Regions from separate parts of the Homo sapiens genome. Here region 2 is linked to region 1. A link is a loop called in an ENCODE intact Hi-C map of the cell type or tissue named here. Cell type or tissue: OCI-LY7. All regions are shown on one strand. Links, peaks and the distances in the headings refer to the core of each region. The heading gives the core; the rest is flanking DNA.

Region 1 (5,000 bases), core at 1-5,000:
CAGGATCCAGGACAGACGGACCCATTACAGGACAAGCCAGGCCCATCACAGGAATTCTGATGTTAAGAGGACAAGAAACCACACAGAGGCTCTCACCTGAACAACAGGAAATATGTGAATAAAATCCATCCCCTGGATCTGGTGGGGCTCCAGCTGGTGTGGGCATTTCATCCTTGGCAGGACCGAGACAATTTTTTCTGACAGAGCTCTGTTCAGAAAAAGTAACAAGCAAAGAGTGAGGCATACTAAGTAGCCTTTATGGCATCTCTAAAGTCTGGGCAGCATCACAGACGGATCTGGGACTTCTCCATGCCAGGCTAGTCCAGACCATGACAAGTTTCTCCTAGATGACTGCAAAATGAGAAAAATAAGCACAATTTGGTGGTGTGTAGGTGTGTGGTCACAAAACTGCCTTCATCCTTTATTCTATAATGTTTTTCTTCCTACTTTTTTGGATGTAAAATATTTTGTGAAATGATGGTAACATTAGAGGTAGTCGTTACTATTTTTTAACTTCCTTATGTAGTAAGATAAAAAGTTATTAGTGCCCCGTATTCTTTTTACATTTCGTTTTACTGATCTACTCTTTCTAACAGTTTGAAAAAAGTATTCTAAATATCAGGCAACAAATAATTACCAGACCTTACACCAGGTACCCAGAATATTAACATGAAACATGGAGCCCCATTTCCAAAAGAGATTTGGAGTTCTCTACTCTCTGGTACAAGGATATTTTTAAAATAAATAGTAGCCTTTAATTTTTTGATACTCTAAAATAAATTCTAGAGTTGAAGGAACTGTATATCCTCACTCTCATTTCCATACAGAAGAGATATTTTCTGCTTCTTATAAGGGACACCGACCTTTCTCTAACACCTCGCCTCAGTCTTCCTCCTATAGAAGACCACAAGGTGGGACTGAGAAGGGAGGAACCAGGCTTCCTGAGGCCTCAGAGTTTTCTTCTCTGTAGGTCAGGAGGAAAGCATCCTCTCCTGCTAGGGAGGTTTCTCAGCTCAGCCTGAGCTGGGGTAGGACAGTTTATGGCAGCACTGGTGGAGGGATTTGTATGCAAGTCTGTTTTATTGCAGCCTGAAACCTCCTTCTCGAATCAGTTGGCATTTCATCTCTAGCTATGTGATTCCTGTTTCTTATACTATCTTAATTGGATCAGACTCAAGGGGAGAGAAAAGATACTATTCAGTGGTGTGCCTGACCCCAAAGCCATGGTATGTAGCCTGGGAACATTGAGAAGCAGTCACCAGGCATGGCCTTGTGGACATCTGGAGAAATAGGAGCTTCTGGCTCAGCCTACATGAATAGGTTACATTGCCACACAAGACCCTTTAAAAAAAATCTTAGCCAGTCACAGCAGCTACTGTGGCCTTATAAACAAATACAGTACTATGTTCTAATAGACAAAGGTCCAGGTAAACAAAGGTCACTTAGAACTTACTAGGTGCTTCAAATTCAACAAGTTTTGGGTCTCCCAAAAGTGTTTCTTGTTCAGAGAAGTCTTGTCCACCTTTATCTTTCTGCAGTTCAATAATCCTTCCAAGGAGACAGATACCCTCAAGATGAACATCTGACTCAGGGCTGGGTGAGAGTTATTACTGTCTTATCTATGATTCACTTAGTAGGTTTCACCCCTCAGTCTTAGTATTAACAGTAACTAGGTGACCTAGGAACTAAAGTTAAAACAGCCCCCCAGGGAATGGGCACTAGAGAACACATTAAGAAACAGTGTCTGGTATCTGGAAAATAGCTTCACAAGTTGGGACCAAGGTTAAAACTGCTGAGGACAACAGTAATACCCCACTGATCATAAGATCAAATGTCAGATCCAATGTGTTAATAGAAAAAAATATGGAAGGGGGGAGATTAATCCCTCACTGCACACATTCATAGAAGAGAGGGAGTATCTTCCTCCTAGGAGGGAAGCATATAGGAGAATATTTGCTGCCTCTTCCCCCTCACCCTTCCTCCCTAACAGAGGAAGGGGTGAAGAGTGATTTATCCACAAGTCCTGAGAGGGGCCAGGCATGGTAGCTCATGCATGTAATCCTAGTGCTTTGGAAGGCCAAGGAGGGAGGTCACTTGAGGCCAGGAGTTTGAGACCAGCCTGGGCAACATAGTAAGACCTTGTCTGCATAAAAAAATTTAAAAATTAGCCAGGCATAATGGTGCATTCCTACAGTCCCAGCTACTCAAAAGACTAAGGCAGGAAGATCACTTAAGCCTAGGCGTTTGAGGCTGCAGAGAGCTAAGATCACGCCACAGCACCCTAGACCAGGCAAGAGTGGAACTCTGTCTCTTAAAACAAAACAAAACAAAAGTCCTGAGAGGAAGAAGAAAATTTTCATGCAGCTCTCAGCCACTCCTGGTGCCCTTCCTTTCTGGGCAGCCTGTCTTTGGGACACATGCATCTTTTCTGCCATAAGATATGTTGCCTGCCCCACAGGGGAAGCCAGTGGTTGTCCAGGTCTGCTTGGGACTCACATGGGATAGCTTGGTAGTGAAGCACTAACAAACCCATTTGGCAACATATCTAAGGTTCTCTGTTAAGCTTTTTTTAAAATTTTGATCTCCATCAGACTCTCATAGCTTATTTAATTTCCTTGAAACTTGTAAGAAGAGATGAGTGTTCAACTGGTACTGCTGCCTAAACTCCAAGCTTAGCAAATGAAAATGAATATCAGTTCTGGTTTTGCTCAATGCAGGTCCCAACTAACTATGCAGGGGCACGTGATCAATACAGCCTTTCCTTAGTTACATTTTGGTTCAGCAGGAGGAGAGCTCCCTCTTGTGGCTACAGATATATTGGTTTGCATAGAGTTACCAATTGCCTAGAACCATACATAATAGCTTAAAAACAAGAGGCTGGGACCCACACCACCATCCAGCCTAACCCCCTGCCTTCAGACATGGCATTTCCTGGCCACTCTTCGGAGCCAGCCTACTCACCCAGTTCATAAAGGTCCAGAGAGAAGGCTATCACGGGTCATCCTAGGATTTACAACCCTCTTAAACCCACCTCTCAGAAATTACTGCCAAGTCTGGACAGTCTTGGCAGCCAAGGTGAGGACATGGAGGAAAATGCAGGCAGGCTGGGGGTAGGGAAAGAAAGTGAGAAAGACTTCTTCCAGAAATCTAACAATCCCCTTTCAGCTTCTACCTGCGGCTCTAGGTGGATCCTTCAGATTTCCTAAAAATCACAGAAATTAGCAATTGCAGAGGTCACCAGGCCGGTTTCCTAGACTAAGATTTTAACATGCCCAGCTGTGACTAGTTTGACTCCTTTAGTTTTTAAGAGTGTTCAGTGCACTGCTTTCTTCTCCACTGCAAACAGCTTGAAAGACAGTGAATTAAACCTGGGTCTAAATTCAAGTTCCACCACAACTCTGAAACTTTTGGCAAGTAACTTGGTCCAGGTCCAATACTCCTATCATAAAACTAGGGATAATCCCTACTCAAAGCGGTAGTGAAGGTAAAATAATAAAATACACATGCAAGTGCTTGGAACACAGATGCCCAATAAAATGTTTGTTGTTGAAATGAACTCAGTTATAAATGTAAAATCCCATTTATGGGCCTCTGGCCATAGGACCCTCTGTTAATGGGGCTTCAGAAGAAGATAGAAGTAGAGGATAGAAGCTTATGGAACTCTCAGCAAAGAAAGATGACAGAGAACAAGGCCTCAATTGGGCACATAAAGAAGACAGCTTGAGAGACAACCATGCCGTCAATAGGCAAGTGTGCTCCTTGGACATACGTCCAGCCCACCCATTAAATTGACTAGATATACTGGAAGACGGCAAACATAAGGCAGTTTTAGTCTAAACTGCACCTAACCAGAAACTCTATGGTGGGGGGGAACACCAAACAGAACACATTCCAAAACCAAACAGAAAAGATTTTTAGATGACTCAGTACCCTGTGGCTGTAACATGTCTTCTACAGATAATAAAGAATGAGCTACCTGATGCACTGCTGACTCTGGTGGGTCCTTAGTCACGTAAACCCGTCTCCAGCTTTGCCCACAGTTACAGTTCATGGCTCTGCACTTAAGAGACACACATCAAGCACTTACCAGGGAATATAACACATCCTCAATCCCTTATCCAAACCCTTTGGGTCAGATGTGTTTCAGAATTCTGAATTTTTTAGATTTAGTTCCTTAGAATACCTAAGGGATACATATTATATATTATGTAAGAACCCAGGAAAATCTAGAGTCACACTCTATAATAAAAAAAAATTTATTTAGCAAAACTTATAAATAGTCACATAAGTGGGATCAATAAAGCTATAAATTCAGTCAATTCAGGTTATGTTTTGCTCCCAAATAAGCTTTGTATCTAAACCTAAAAGAAGAAAAAACAGTTTTCAGTGTCTTTTAGATTTCAGAAATATAGACAAGGAATTGAGAAGACATAGAAAAATACTGTGTTCCCATATCTATTAAAAGTATAATGGAATGCTGCCACTGATGGGAGTCTACCATATTCCCTAAGGATATCGAAATGAAAACAGGGCCTAACGACCACTGGAAAACTCAAGGGGAATTTAGGAAAAAAGCACACGTGGGATCCAAGAAATGGTAAAACTAGCACAGAAAAAATGCAATGAAAAGAAATACCAGCACATCAAGAGTGCCACAGGTATAGGAAGCAATCAGCTCAAAGACAGAAGCTTCCAAGAAAAGCATCCTCAAGAAGACAAAGAATTCATGCTAATGAACAGCCTGATTAAGAAGCATAGGCCAGGTGCGGTGGCTCACACCTCTAATCCCAGGAGGCCAAGGCGAGAGGATTGCCTGAGCCCAGGAGTTTTAAGACCAGCCTGGACAAGATGGTGAGACACCATCCCTACAAAAAATTTAAAAATTAGCTGGGCGTGGTGGTGTATGCCTGTGGCTCTAGCTACACAGGAAGCTGAGGTAAGAGGATCACTTAAGGAAGTCGAGGCTGCAGTGAGTGGTGTTGGCACCACTGCACTCCAGC
Region 2 (6,654 bases), core at 1,655-6,654, 85 kb before region 1:
CCCCTCCTCAGCCTCCCAAAGTGCTGGGACGACAGGCATGAGCCACTGCACCAGTGTAGGGATGCCTATTAAAATGAAGCCAGATTGGCCGGGTATGGTGGCTCACGCCTATAATCCCAGCACTTTGGGAGGCTGAGGTGGGTGGATCAGCTGAGCTCAGGAGTTTGAGACCAGCCTGACCACTGTGGAGAAACCCCATCTCTACTAAAAATATAAAATTAGCCAGGTGTGGTGGCACATGCCTGTAATCCCAGTTACTCGGGAGGCTGAGGCAGGAGAATCACTTGAGCCCGGGAGGTGGAGGTTGCAGTGAGCCGAGATCGTGCCACTGCACTCCAGCCTGGGCAACAAGAGCGAAACACCATCTCAAAACAAACAAACAAACAAACAAACAAAAATGAACCCAGATCACATTGCTTTCCTTCTCAAAAACCCTCCAGTGGCTCCCCACACAGGTCTCCTTCATGTTCCTCAAACTCACCTGCTGGGTATGCTCCTACCTTAGGGCCTTTACACTTGCTATCCCCTGTGCCTGGACTGTTCTTTACACAGGTATCTATATACTCACTCCCTCACTAGTCAGTGAGTGAGGCCTTCCTTCACTTCTCAATATAAAATTGCAACCGCCACCAAACCAGACACTCCTGATACCTTCCGTGCTTTAATCAGCATGTTGAAATACCACATGACAATATTTACGTATTTCTCTTGTTTGTGTGTTTTTTCCCACTGGAGAGTAGCTCCAGGAAAGCAGGTTCTCTTGTCTGCTTTTTTTACTGCTATATTCTCAGGGCCTGACACATAGAAGAAACTCAAGTATTTGTTGGTTGAATGCACAAGCTAACAGAGGTTCATTTTTCTCATGGAACAAGAATATGGAAGCAGGTGGGCCTCAGTGTGGTTGAGAGGCTCATCATGCCTTCAGAGAGCCAAGGCTCTTTCCACCTTTTCCCTCTGCCAACCTCAGTGTGTTGTGATGTCTCTTTTCATGGTCTCAAGATGGCTGAAGTTGCTCAAACCCTGTCCCCCCTCCATAACTTATCACAGGAAGAAAGGGTGAAGCTCTCCTAGTGCATCTCTCACTGATCATCAGGAAAGTCTTTGCCAGAAGTTCAGCAGTCTCCCCAAAACTGGTCATAACTGGGTTAGACATCCATCCGCAAACCAGCAGTTGGCCAAAAAAAGTGAGATTCCCCTGACTGGAAAAGCTGTCATGTTCCTCTCTTGGGGCTGACACACGGCCACCTCGGAGCTGGACAAAATCAGAGTTGTGTTGGTTTTTAAAAGAAGGCAGGGGTGGGGAAGGCTCACCCACAGCAGGTTTCTACACAAGATGGGCACGGCTTCTGGAGGATGTTAACAGCCCCCCTTGAATCATGACTCAGAGGTATGCCTATCTTTTGTACCCCAAAAGTCAGAGGACCAGGGTTGCACTGTGATTTTTGTAAGATGGACGGAACCCTGCAGCAGCCCGTCTGTCCCAGTGATTAGTCACATCACCATCCATTTCCCCATCCCCATCCCTCCCTCTGCCAGCCCAACATGCTCCCAGAGTGTGAGAAGAGCCAGCCTCTGCTTCACTGCCGCATTCTATTCCACCAGAAAAGGACACCTCCCTTTGCATGGCCCATTGCCTCAAGACCCAAGAAAGAGTCTCACTACTTTTGAATCAAAGGCTTTATCTTTAAGAAAGCAGATTTAGAGAATCAGAATTTTCTTCCATTTTGGTTCTATTAAGAAAAGTATACCAAATTAAAAATTAAGAACTATTTTTTAATAGATAATACATGTACATGGTACAAAATTCAAAAGGTACAAAAGGTGTACATTGAAAAGTCATTCCCACCCCTCTTCCCAGAGGCAATTCAGGCTGCCGGGCTGCTAGATATCCTCCCAGAGACATCCTAGGCATATGCAGGTGGACATATGATATACACGTGTATACGTCTGTGTGAAAACATATGCACACACATACATCTACACACTTTCTCCATTCCAAACATTAGGATACCATGGGCTTTTTTCCTCACTTAATCATGCATCTTGGGGCCCATTCTATGGTAGTACACACACACAGGATCCATTGTTTTAAATTTCTACAAACTATTCCATTGTTTAAGCTGGCCATAATGTATTTAACCATTCCCCTGTATTGGTGGCACTCTCCAACTTTTTGCTATTACAATGTTTCAACAAAAACTCTTGTACACAAGTACCTTGTACACAGGTACAATTCTTAGGAGTAGCATTGCTAGTTCAAAGAGCTTATGCATTTGCACTTTTGATAGACACCGTCCAGCTGTCCCCCATGGAGTGCCTACATGTCACACTCCTGCCACCACCGTATCTAGTGCTGCCACCCACAGCCTTGCACTGTGGTCCCACTTCTTGGTTCACATGGCTGAGACATTTCTGCCCATCAAGTTACCTTTAGGTTCATGACACATTTTGAGCCAAAACATACCTTATCTCTAACATTAGTGTAGTTCTTCCCTCTCTTTTTCCCTTCTTAGGGAATAAAAAAAAAAATCTGTAAAAGGCAATTCCTTTGAAAGATTCAAAACCTCTGACACCTTGTTTCATCTCAAACTTCAAGGTTACAGTATAACATACTCTGAGAGAGACCCTCTAAAGTTGTGAAAACTGTTCTCAAACTAAGCATCAAGTAGAGGAAAGGTTCAATCTAAATTTTCCTAATAGAGATGCAAAGTTGCAATGTGGAAAAGCCATTTTATCCAACCGGAATTTCCCAGTCAGTCATCTACCTTGAGCTAGATGCTGGGGAGAGTGTGGTAAGACAAGCCCTTACTTTTGTTGCGCAGGGCCACTGGACATGGGCAGGCAATGGGGACGGATGTAAGGCTGGCGTGGAACATCCACGGTATTCCCTGTGTTGTCAAGTATGCTGCAGATCAGCACCAGATTCTCCAGTTTTGCACATTTATTGAGAAGAGGGAATACTATTATAGCATTACCTTTTACAATGCATCTTCAGCCTGTAATAGAAGGAATGCTCTGGACTTCATGAAAAGGATCAAGAGAGGGCCTGGGGGATTCTGAAGATGCACAGAACAAGGCACTTTCCTTGGCAATCCCAACCATGGGGACAGATGATGGCATCCATCCTATGGGGCTCTTTATTGTACTGTTCTGCATTAAGATGTTCTTTTACTTTGAGGCCAACACCAGCCATGAGTAAATCATAAAGTGCTTCCTTAAAGTGTTCTTCCTCAATGCATGTTTCAACATCTGCACTTCAGAACAAGTGGTCAGGCTCAAAGTAACTGTGCTACTGCTAGATACCTACCTCCCTTTTAGGGTGATCAGTCACCTACAGAGTGGGCAAACAAGACCATATGAGGCAGCAGAAATATGAGGGCACAGGTTAGAGCCAGGGCTCACTGTCCGGAGTGCCCTTTCAGGCAGGTCTGCTTCGGTCACTAGAGACGTACTGGGGCCTGACAACATCAACAACGTCACAACCCTGAGGTCTGAGGTCCCGGGCATGGCACTTTGTGAGGTAGTAAAAGGACTGTCTGAAGGTCTTCTCCAGCCTCTGCTCAAGGTTTCAGGAGGTCCCGAGGGCTCGGTATTGTCAGAGAATGCTTCCCATGCCTGGACCCTGGACCTTCTGGTTGTGCTGATGGACTCAGCGGACACTGGCAGGACCCAGCTATCCTGAAAATATTAAGGGCTACGAGCTAGAACCATTAAAACCATGAACTTCGGACTCTAACAGAGATATGCTTGACAAACTGGGAATTTGCCCTCTGTTAAAACAACCCTCAGTGTGACTCTGACGACTGTTTAACATTCTGTACCTCCCTCTAGTGGTGTTAGCTAACCCAGTCATCCAACAGAGACGGAGCACAGGTCAAAGACATCAACAAATGTCCTAGCATCTCCCCACGCACCTCGTGATCACGCAATCTTGTCCTGCTCACAACAGCTCTGATCGCGGCTTAAAGCAGAGCAGTCCCATGTACTCCATAAGAAGCAAGAAGTGGGAGGGAGCCCCCAACCCAGAGGCTGGCGGAGATTCCACAGCACTGGGCAGCCTGCCCGCTAGCAACTCCCTGTGCTGATTGAGCAGGGAGCCTCTCTCTCCTGGGGAAACCTGGTTCCTCCTGAAGCGCATATTTTGAAAAAGTAACTTAAGGATGTTCTTGCTTCCTTTTAACTCCGGAGAAGCCTGTGGGCTTAGAGCACAATTCCATACTATGTCTGTCTAAGCACACAGAGCCATAGCCCTGGGAAGATGACCCCTTCTGGTGCTCCAGGTGGCTTCTGAAATGATCAGGGGCCTTGGGGCATCTCCTTACCCTATACGGCTTCACCAAAAAGTCATGTAACATCCTAATTACTCAGAAAGGCACTGTCCACACTGAGAGTTGTCTGCAGCAAGTGTGAAATTTGAGCTCAAACTGGCTTCTGTAGTCTAATTCAAAGTGTATTCAGGCAACAAAAACTGATTTATCCGTAGTAGGCCTTGTCGATAAAAAAAAAAAGGGAATAGAGATCTATGGACACCTCTCTATACCAAAACCAAACCAAATGAAACTCCTATGAAATACAGCTCAAAATAAATGCCTGCACTTTCAAAAAGAATTACTGGTTGCTTTGGATTCATCATGCCATACTTTCCCCATCAGCACAGAGGTGGACTCCAGTAACCCCAGAATGTCATCTGCCTCCCTACCACCTTTGGACAAATATTCAAATAACTGCCCCAACTGCTCACAAAGTTCAGTTAGCCAGGGGTGGGCCTACAAGCTGCTTAACAAGACAACGCAGATGTTTCCCTGACTGAAATAATTTCAAACGCAGTCAAACTTCTGTCTCCTTCCCCTGCCCTCAGAGTGCCACCTGTTCTTTTGCAATTACTTGCTTCAACTTAGCCCTTCAAAACCCCCACATGACCACGGCTCAGGGACCAGCTGAGGTGGAGCTGCACATGACCCAAGAAGCGCTCGCAGGTGGCAGTTTCTATTTGCAAGCTGCTGCTTCCGCCTGGCTCAGGTAGGCCTTGCTGGCCCTGGCACTGAAACCAGTGGCTGTTTTTAATCCAGCACGTGTGTGTGTTTTTAAATCTGTACACATCAGCCCTGCTTAATCACATCCATTAGGGACTAAAAATGAACACATTTCTGTGGCTGCTGAATGCCCCACTTGCTTGACATGTTTAAGCTTTTGTGTTACTGTGCAAACCTGCCACCTGGTATGTTTGCAAGATTTATGCAAAATGGAGCACAAACCTACAGAACATGACTGAGTTACCAGACTCCTGAGGACCAGGGCAGCAGGAGCTCCATGTTTGATCTGCACTGGTCATTTCCAAGGATTAAAATCAACCCTCAGCTGCCCTTCAAGGCCCTCCAAAGCCTAGTCTCAGCCCTACTTCCCAGACGGGTCTCTGAAGCCTCCTGCAGAGACTAGCTTATTCCCTCCTTTCCCAACATGCATGCCTTGTACTCCTCTGCACTCTCTTGGGTTTTTAATCATAGTGTATTTTCATTTAAAACAGTCTTCCTATCAACATCCGATTCTCCCTTTAGATAGGGCTCAAATGCTGCCTCCTCCAGGAAGTTTCCCTGGATCTCTGCAAACCCTACTGCTCTTCCTCCTGACACCCTACTTGCCTTGAGTGCAGGGAACAGTGTCTATCTCTCTCCTGGCTCAGACCATGACCCATCTGCAGCGTAGCCTCATCAAATGTGCCTTCAATGAGGGGGATGCACAGCCCCTCTGCATGCTGTGACTCACATGAACATTGGGGCAGGGGAAGGTATAATTTTTATTGACGTGTCCTCAGCACAAGGTCTGTTTTCAATTTTCTGAGAAATCAACTTGAGTAACGTATAAAAATTAAAACAACACTGAACTTTCGTTCCAGTTGCTGTCACCACCAAGCCTGCTGGCTGGCACCTGGAGGAGCTGGGAACAAAAGGTACCATGGCAGGTGAAAGGCCCAAGTGACCAACACTACATGGGCTGATCATTTCAGCTAAATGCCTTCTGTTTACTGAAAAACATCTTGGATAGCCCAGTTCTGCGGTCAAGTGTGCTGTATCTGCCTCCCTGGGCCACCTGCTGGGTACTTGTGCAGTAGGAACTGTGTTTTACACGTCTCTGAATCTTCCTCAGTGCTTATTTCTCAGTGGTTGCTGAACTAATACTTGCTAAACAAATGAATTCTTCTTTATTCAGAGTCCATACAAATACAGGTACCTTCATAAGCGCAATGTTACTGGAGACATAAAAGTTGAATCAACAGAGAACAAGTACTCCCTATATTCTTCATAGGATGATGGGTGTTATCCAAGCCACGTGTTTACTGTCTGACTCCATCAACAGCAGCCAACAGAGATGAATGGAAGCAAAGAGGAGAAAGAAAACATCCAGGTTGTTGAAATCATCACAACTGCATCTCTCTACTGTCGCTTTCAGAACCATTTCATGATCTTGTAGGTGATATACGGTGCTTAAAAGTAAAATCAATGACATACAGCCACGGCTGGGGATGTTCAGGAGGCCTTCGCTTTCACCTTGGACAGCAGCATCTCGTTCTTGCGGCCCTCCTGGAGGGAAAGCAGAGAGTATAGAGAGAGTGGTGACTACATTAGCACCCATGTGAGGCCAAGATGGTCTCAAAGC

What was found. Hi-C counts contacts between places; a loop is a spot of excess contacts. Peaks named below come from ENCODE experiments on the same cell type or tissue, not always from the same donor. Only the 100,000 strongest peaks of a DNase experiment are listed, where the experiment ranks them.
Region 2: a loop joins it to region 1, with 2.3 times the contacts of the local background. A loop is called at or near these places in 2 of 110 quality-filtered maps.

Annotation. Positions count from the first base shown.
Region 1 is chr2:118,000,725-118,005,724 of GRCh38, forward strand. It overlaps CCDC93 (CCC complex scaffolding subunit CCDC93), which reads right to left. Exons shown (of 24, transcript NM_019044.5): 4 at 97-208. Among named protein-coding and RNA genes, the nearest start is that of CCDC93, 11 kb to the right of the region's middle. In OCI-LY7, for the core only: CTCF peaks have their summits at 2,807 (motif pointing left) and 3,009; a DNase peak (open chromatin) is centred at 2,777.
Region 2 is chr2:117,913,819-117,920,472 of GRCh38, forward strand. It overlaps CCDC93 (CCC complex scaffolding subunit CCDC93), which reads right to left. Exons shown (of 24, transcript NM_019044.5): 24 at 1,663-6,578. The coding sequence ends at 6,525. Among named protein-coding and RNA genes, the nearest start is that of CCDC93, 97 kb to the right of the region's middle. In OCI-LY7, for the core only: a CTCF peak has its summit at 3,946; a DNase peak (open chromatin) is centred at 4,993; H3K4me3 peaks cover 2,828 bases; H3K27ac peaks cover 4,137 bases.